2 separate regions of the Homo sapiens genome follow, and region 2 is linked to region 1. Evidence: chromatin contacts called from ENCODE Hi-C data. All regions are on one chromosome and are shown on one strand. Each heading gives the region's core, a stretch centred on a gene start or an enhancer-like site at or near the end of the contact. The rest is flanking DNA. Distances are from core to core; before and after follow the strand shown. Region 1 has its middle 42 kb from the start of AGL. Region 2 holds the start of VCAM1 (vascular cell adhesion molecule 1).

Evidence for each region. A loop is a pair of places that touch in the nucleus more often than their neighbours do. Pooled maps may share reads with other maps.
Region 2: a loop to region 1 is called in a pooled map, with 2.1 times the contacts of the local background. The contact joins the promoter of VCAM1 here to the enhancer-like site in region 1. A Hi-C loop is called at or near these places in 1 of 37 single-sample maps with no recorded cell type and 1 of 50 pooled maps.

Annotation. Positions count from the first base shown.
Region 1 is chr1:99,807,014-99,810,488 of GRCh38, reverse strand. No RefSeq gene overlaps it. Among named protein-coding and RNA genes, the nearest start is that of AGL, 42 kb to the left of the region's middle. RefSeq lists an enhancer at 715-1,215. Within about 2 kb of position 1,613, at least 4 of the 41 ENCODE cell types and tissues checked have a DNase peak (open chromatin) inside an H3K27ac peak, as active enhancers do.
Region 2 is chr1:100,717,883-100,721,298 of GRCh38, reverse strand. VCAM1 (vascular cell adhesion molecule 1) reads right to left here and starts at 1,557. Exons shown (of 9, transcript NM_001078.4): 1 at 1,375-1,557; 2 at 548-823. The coding sequence starts at 1,438.

The DNA of each region.
Region 1 (3,475 bases), core at 364-2,863:
ACAAACATGCTCTTGCTGTTTTCTCATTCTGGAATAATCTTTTCCCCATATTTCTACATAGCTCACCTTTTCAATTGATTCAGATCTTTGCTCATATTAACTCCTCAGGTGATTACATATTATTGTGATTTGTATGGGTATATAGTTGGCAAAAGATAATGTTAAAAATTTACCAACGCTTGGGCAGAAATGGTGGCTCACACCTGTAATCCTAGCAGTTCGGGGAGCTGAGCTGGGCAGAATGCCTGAGCTCAGGAGTTGGAGACCAGCCTGGGCAACATGGTGGAACTTGGTCTCTACAAAAATACAAAAATTAGCTGGGCTTGGTGGCGCATGCCTGTAGTCCCAGCTACTTGGGGGACTGAGGTGGGAGGATTGCACCTGTGGTCCCAGCTACTTGTGGGGCTGAGGTGGGAGAATCACTTGAGCTTGGGAGATAGAGGCTACAGGGAGCTGTGTTTATGCCACTGCACTCCATCCTGTGTGACAGAGTGAGACCCTATCTCAGAAAAAAAAAAAAAAAAAAGAAAGAAAGAAATTTACCAACCCTCCAAGACTAGCCAACTATTGGACCATTGTCATTTATATAAAACAAACACAACCATTTTAGATTTGATGAGGCACTTTCAAACTCTTTGGCCCATCTATTAGCAAAAGGGAATGTTATATTACCTAGAAAAAGAACGTAGCTGGGCACAGAGGGTCGTGCCTGTAATCCCAGCACTTTGGGAGGTTGAGGTGGGAGGATAGCTTGAGTCCAGGAGTTTGAGACCAACCTGGGCAATATAGTGAGACCTTGTCTATGAAAAAAAGAAAACCTAAACATATAAGGAACTTTCACTTTTGTAACACCAAACTGCCTTTGTAGAATATCTCAGGATTAAACAAATTCGAACAGTGCCAGTTATTAACCCCTTTGGATATGGACTAATTAAGAAGATATGAGACAATCAGAAAAGGTCTTATTAAGATTTCTCGGTTTATACATAAACTCAGATAATAAAACCTCTCTCGTAATACAACTTTGGAGCACTCAATTCTGTTGAGTTATCTCCTCTTTTATTAATGCCAGATCTAGTCACTCTGACTGGGTAATGCTAACTATGGAATTCTGTACAGTGTACGTGTGAATATATGCACTGTATATATATGTGAGGCATGCCTATATGGTGTTAAGCCTTTATCCTTAATGTCTCTCATTTGTGGAAATAATATTCCTTCTTTTATTTGACACTTATTTTCCCCTGGGATTTCCCCAGTGGTATCAACTCTGAACTAGGCAGGCTTCACAGCAGACCAAGTATGACATTGTTTTAATTAACGCCACTCTGAAATATTTGGCTGTGAGTACTTGATAAGGGAAGGCTTCATAAGTATTTCAGGAGGTCTCATTCTCCCGCCTTAAGACCCTTACTACTCTTCTAGGAATTGGGGGAGGAATACAGTGAACTGTCTATGTCCTCACTCTTCAGTGGTAATACTTTATGGGTAGTGCTTCAGGGATGAGTGTGTGGAAAGATTCTAGTTACCTCCCCCTTTCCTTCCAGCAGTCAGACAGAAAGGAAAACGTGGGTGGCCATATAGGGAGATAAACTTGCTCTTCCATGCCCTCAGTTACACGTAACACTTAAAATTTCTTGGCATCTACTGCCACCGTGTGGTTATTTACATTTACTGACTTTAATGTGTTTCCCTTTTAAGGCTGGTCCGAAACAAAAATACAAGGAATTCTAGTTTGTTTTAGTATCCTTCAGCCTCAGATTGTTCCCAAGTCCCTCTAGGTTCTCTGTGCTCTTACACTGACGAGAAGATTCCACTACTAAATACTTTCTTCTTCTCTTATGTTACGCTCTACTAAAGCATGCTGCTGATACTCCAGTGACTTTCAGAGTTTTTGATGAACCAGTTTGAGGCAGAAAGATTCTAAAATGGGCTCCATATGTCCCTGTCCCTGATATTATGGCTTATGTAATCCCTTCACAGGAGTGTGGATGAGACCTGTGACTAGCTTTTAACCAACAGAATATGGCTGAGGTGATGGGATGTCACACTGCAATTACACTGGACAGTATTGTAACTTCTGTATTGCTAACAGACTCTCTTTTTTAGTTTTATTTTTTAATTTTTGTGGGTATAGTAGGTGTATATATTTATGGGGTACATGAGATGTTTTGATTACAGGCATGAAATGTGATATAACCACATCATGGAGAATAGGGTATCCATCCCCTCAAGCATTTATTCTTTGAGTAACAAACAATCCATTTACACTCTTTGAGTTATTTTAAGATGTGCAATTAAGTTATTATTAACTATAGTCACTCTGTTGTGCGATAGCACAACAGATAAATGATAAAATAGGTAAATGATAAAATAGGTCTTATTCATTCTTTCTATTTTCTTGTACCCATTAACCATTCCCACCTTCTCCCTGCCCCACACACTATCCTTCCCAACCTCTGGTAACTGTCCTTTTACTTTCTATGTCCATGAGTTCAACTGTTTTAATTTTTATATCACACAAATAAGTGAGAACATGCAGTGTTTGTCTTTGTGTGCCTGGCTTATTTCACTTAGTAAAATGATCTCCGGTTCCATCTGTGTTGTAGTAAGTGATGGGATCTTATTCTTTTTATGGCTGAATAGTATTCCATTGTGTATATGTATAACATATTCTTTATCCATTCATCTGTTGGTGGACACTTAGTTTGTCCAAATCTTAGCTATTGTAAACAGTGCTGCAGCAAACATAGGGGTGCAGATATCTCTTCAATATACTGACTTCATTTCTTTTGGGTATACCCAGCAATGGGATTGCTGGATCATATAGTAACTCAATTTTTAGTTTTTTGAGGAACCACCAAACTGTTCTCCATAGTGGTTGCGCTAATTTACATGCTAGCAGACTCTCTTGATCGCCTTCTGGGTTTGCATGCATGAAGCAAGCAGCCATGCTAGGGAGACTCAGTGAAAAGAAACTGAGGGTGGCTGCTGGCTGTCAGCTGCAAGAAATTGAGGCTCTCAGTCCAACAAAACACAGGGAATTGTAACAACCACATGAACTTGGAAGCAGATCATCCTCTTCGGTTGAGCTTTCAGATGAGATCACAGCCTTGGCCAACACCTTGATTGCAGCCTGATGAGAGACCTTGAAGGAGAGGACCCAGTTAAGCTATGCCCAGATTCTGTGAGCTTATACAGACAGTCCTTGACTTACTATGGTTCAACTTATGATTTTTGTGACTTCATGATGGGACAAAGGACGTTAAGTATTCAGGAGAAACTGTATTTTGAATTTTGATATTTTCACAGGCTAGTGATATACAGTACAATATTCTCTCTCCATGCTGGGCAGTGGCAGCAAGCCACAGCTCCCAGTCAGCCACACAATCAGAAGGGTAAACAACTGGGTACTCTACAGTGTACTGTGTTTCCAGATGATTTGGCCTGATAGTGGGCTAATGTAAGTGTTCCA
Region 2 (3,416 bases), core at 308-2,807, 910 kb before region 1:
AATGTGTCAACACCAAAGTCAAATGATTGAAATGTTTCCAGATATTAACAATTATGTCTAAGAAGAACACTTTTATACTAATACATATTACTAATTATAGATCTACTTAATGTTTAAACTAATTTTAAGCATCAAATTGCATAAGAATAAATGAATAGAAAATCCCTGAAGGATGGAATTCATAAATCAATCAGACACATAAGCAAGTAAACATGTAAGGATGTAATCAAATGGAAATATTTTTTAATAAAACAAAAAGAAACTTAGAAATGATCATTTTACAGCTAAGGAAACCAGAGCCCAGAGAGGTTGAGTCTTATACATGGTCACTGTGTTTGTGGCAGAGGTAGAAATAGAAGCCAAGATTTGGATTCCTGCTCTCTCTCATGTTGGCCTTAGCTGTCCCTAGCTTTCCTGATGTTGTATGTTCTTTAGCCAAGAATCTGTACATGAATATCCATTTTAAAACTTTTTTTAAAATATCATTTTTAAAAAGTGATTTTAAAGTAAAATTGAGAGAAAAACAAAGATTTTCTAAAGCACTCACAGTAGATCTCCACCTGGATTCCTTTTTCCAATTTCCTAGATTCACAAGTTGCTGTGCACAGGTAAGAGTGTTCGTTCCCAAAACTAACAGGATTCATTGTCAGCGTAGATGTGGTCCCCTCATTCGTCACCTTCCCATTCAGTGGACTATCTATCTGGGTTCTCCAAGAGAAAAATGGGGACTCACAGCCTGTGGTGCTGCAAGTCAATGAGACGGAGTCACCAATCTGAGCAAGATATCTAGATTCTGGGGTGGTCTCGATTTTAAAAGCTTGAGCTGCAAAAGCAAAAAAAGACAGAAGCAAATTTACCACTAGTTTGTCTAGTATTCTCCTCCTTCTTCTCTGTATAATGTCTAAAATATGATCAGACTGATCTCTTTCCTAAGCTGCTTCAAACTAACTGCAAGGTAGCCAAAAAGCACCGAAGTCACTGCCAAAAAAGTTTATGGAATCATCTTCAGTAGAGAGAATTCTCAGTTCCAACCTTGATGCCCATTTATCAAAGCTGTTTTGTTATTTGCTAAGTTTGACCTCATTGTCAAGTATAGGAAACTAAAGAGACAGACCGACTAGAGACAGAATCCAAATTACTCAATTGCCTTTGGAAAAAAAGATACCAAAAACATCAATTTTCAGCTCTAACTATGACAGTACAATGGTATATAGCAAAACTCAATTGCATATTAAAAGTTAGACTAAATTAACTTTTCCTACTGTTTAAAATCCTAGTGTCTTTACTTCACTACTATCGCAAAACTGACTGAAGCCAAAACCAGGGCTAAAATTGAATGCTAACATTTGAAACAGATGAAGGGAAATAACTTACAAGCTGCAAACATTATCCAAAGTATATTTGAGGCTCCAAGGATCACGACCATCTTCCCAGGCATTTTAAGTTGCTGTCGTGATGAGAAAATAGTGGTTCCAAAACCCTTATTTGTGTCCCACCTGTGTGTGCCTGGGAGGGTATTCAGCTCCTGAAGCCAGTGAGGCCCGATGCAGATACCGCGGAGTGAAATAGAAAGTCTGTGCTTTATAAAGGGTCTTGTTGCAGAGGCGGAGGGAAATCCCTTCAAGGGGAAACCCAGGGCAGAGCCAGGGAAAAAAGTTTAACAGACACCCAGCCAAGTTCCACTATTAACCCCTTCAGTTGCTCTCACTGCTGAAGCTCCTCTCTCTGTCCTGGCAAAAGAAGACACTTCCAAGACTATAAAATACAGGCTTTTCCTCATCTTCGACTCCAAAAGGCTATCTTTACTGGAAAGATAAAGGACAATGCTGATTGCAGAATGAAGCTTTCTGAATCCAATGTGGGTTAAGGGGGTGGGGAGAGAAAAAATGGAGACAGAGTAGTAAATTCTACTCTGGTTTTTGAACTGGATAAATAACGACTATGCCATGTGAATTGATTTTCTCCATCAAGGAAATATGTTTGCAATTCTAAAAGAGATTAATTTTTTTCTCTTACAAGAGAAAGGAAAAAGTTATTTCTTTTGATGAGTCATTTTTTAAAAAAGGGACACCATAACTTCTTAGTTTTATATTTATTCATAAAAATAGTTCTTTTAGCAACAAACATCAACTTTTTGAAACTATTTTCTTGAGTAGAAAGTAAAGGACTGTAACTGAAATTGCTGCCAAAACAAGGGAAACAATTTTTTTTTGTTTTAGAAAAGTTACCAATAATTTGGTTAAATTGCTGGATAATTGGAATTTTTTTGCATACTTAAATGCAAGTGTATGGAATCCATCTGAAGTGGCAAATCTCTTGGGCTGTGAGATTTAACCGCAAACCCAGTTAAAAAATTAAAAATAATAGGTTTTTATTATAGGCAAGGGGACAATAACCAACTCTATGTTCCTTTTCCCCCCAGTGAAGTGCCTTTTTAAAAAAATCCCAATTAACTAACTGGCTTAGCCTTGCACACACATAGCCCAAGGCCTTGCAAAATGCTTGCCCATCAAAAAGAAACCGGAATAGCCACTTCCTTTTATTAAACACGTGCAGGTCTATCTCCCCCATTGGATCATCAGTTCCTCTCATGGTCAGGACCAGTTCTTGTTCATTGTTGTATCTACTTCTACAATATCTAATGCATGATTTTCCACTTAGTGGATACAAAAAATGCAATAATAAACGTTATACATTTGGAGAAGAAAATTCTAAATACTAGCAATAATATGTAAATACGGCATGAAAAAACTGTTAAATTCTACAAGAAAATTCTAAAGCTCAGAGACTCAATGGGATGTGTACAATAAACTTGTACTATATAACATTTGTACTCTGTAACAAAGGCCATAGCTGAGGTCTGGAATCTATAACTGTCCCTACCTGGTTGGAGAGGCTTCTGGATCTCCTCTTGGATACTGATGTGGCTCCCACTAAAAGACAAGGAGGGAAAAATAAGTTGGAGATGCTGTTCTAGGGTGTGGGGATATATAGGTATGACTTCACCTACCAAATATCTAGGGATCAGAAAAATTGATTCAGGAAATACTAGCTTATAAACAAGTAACCCAGAGGTCCTTTACAGTGTTTGTGTCATCATCATGTAAATTCACTACTTAACTTCAGAATAGATCAAAAGGGTATTATGGAGTTTTAATATGTTCCTTTGAGGCTCAAAGACAATGGCCAATAGGATCCTTGGGATCATTATGACCAAGCTATGTTGTTCTGAGTTTGGATATGATTCGAAGCTTGCAACATTGGAGAAATGCCTAATCTATTCATTTAACTCATAGTGGTCTTGGCAAATGTTTGATCAAGTCCCTCACTATATCTTTGAGTTGGATGACATCTGAAGTCCTACCTGCTCCTCCCAGGTTGAGAGGATTGCACCCTCCTCGGTGGCCTCACTACAA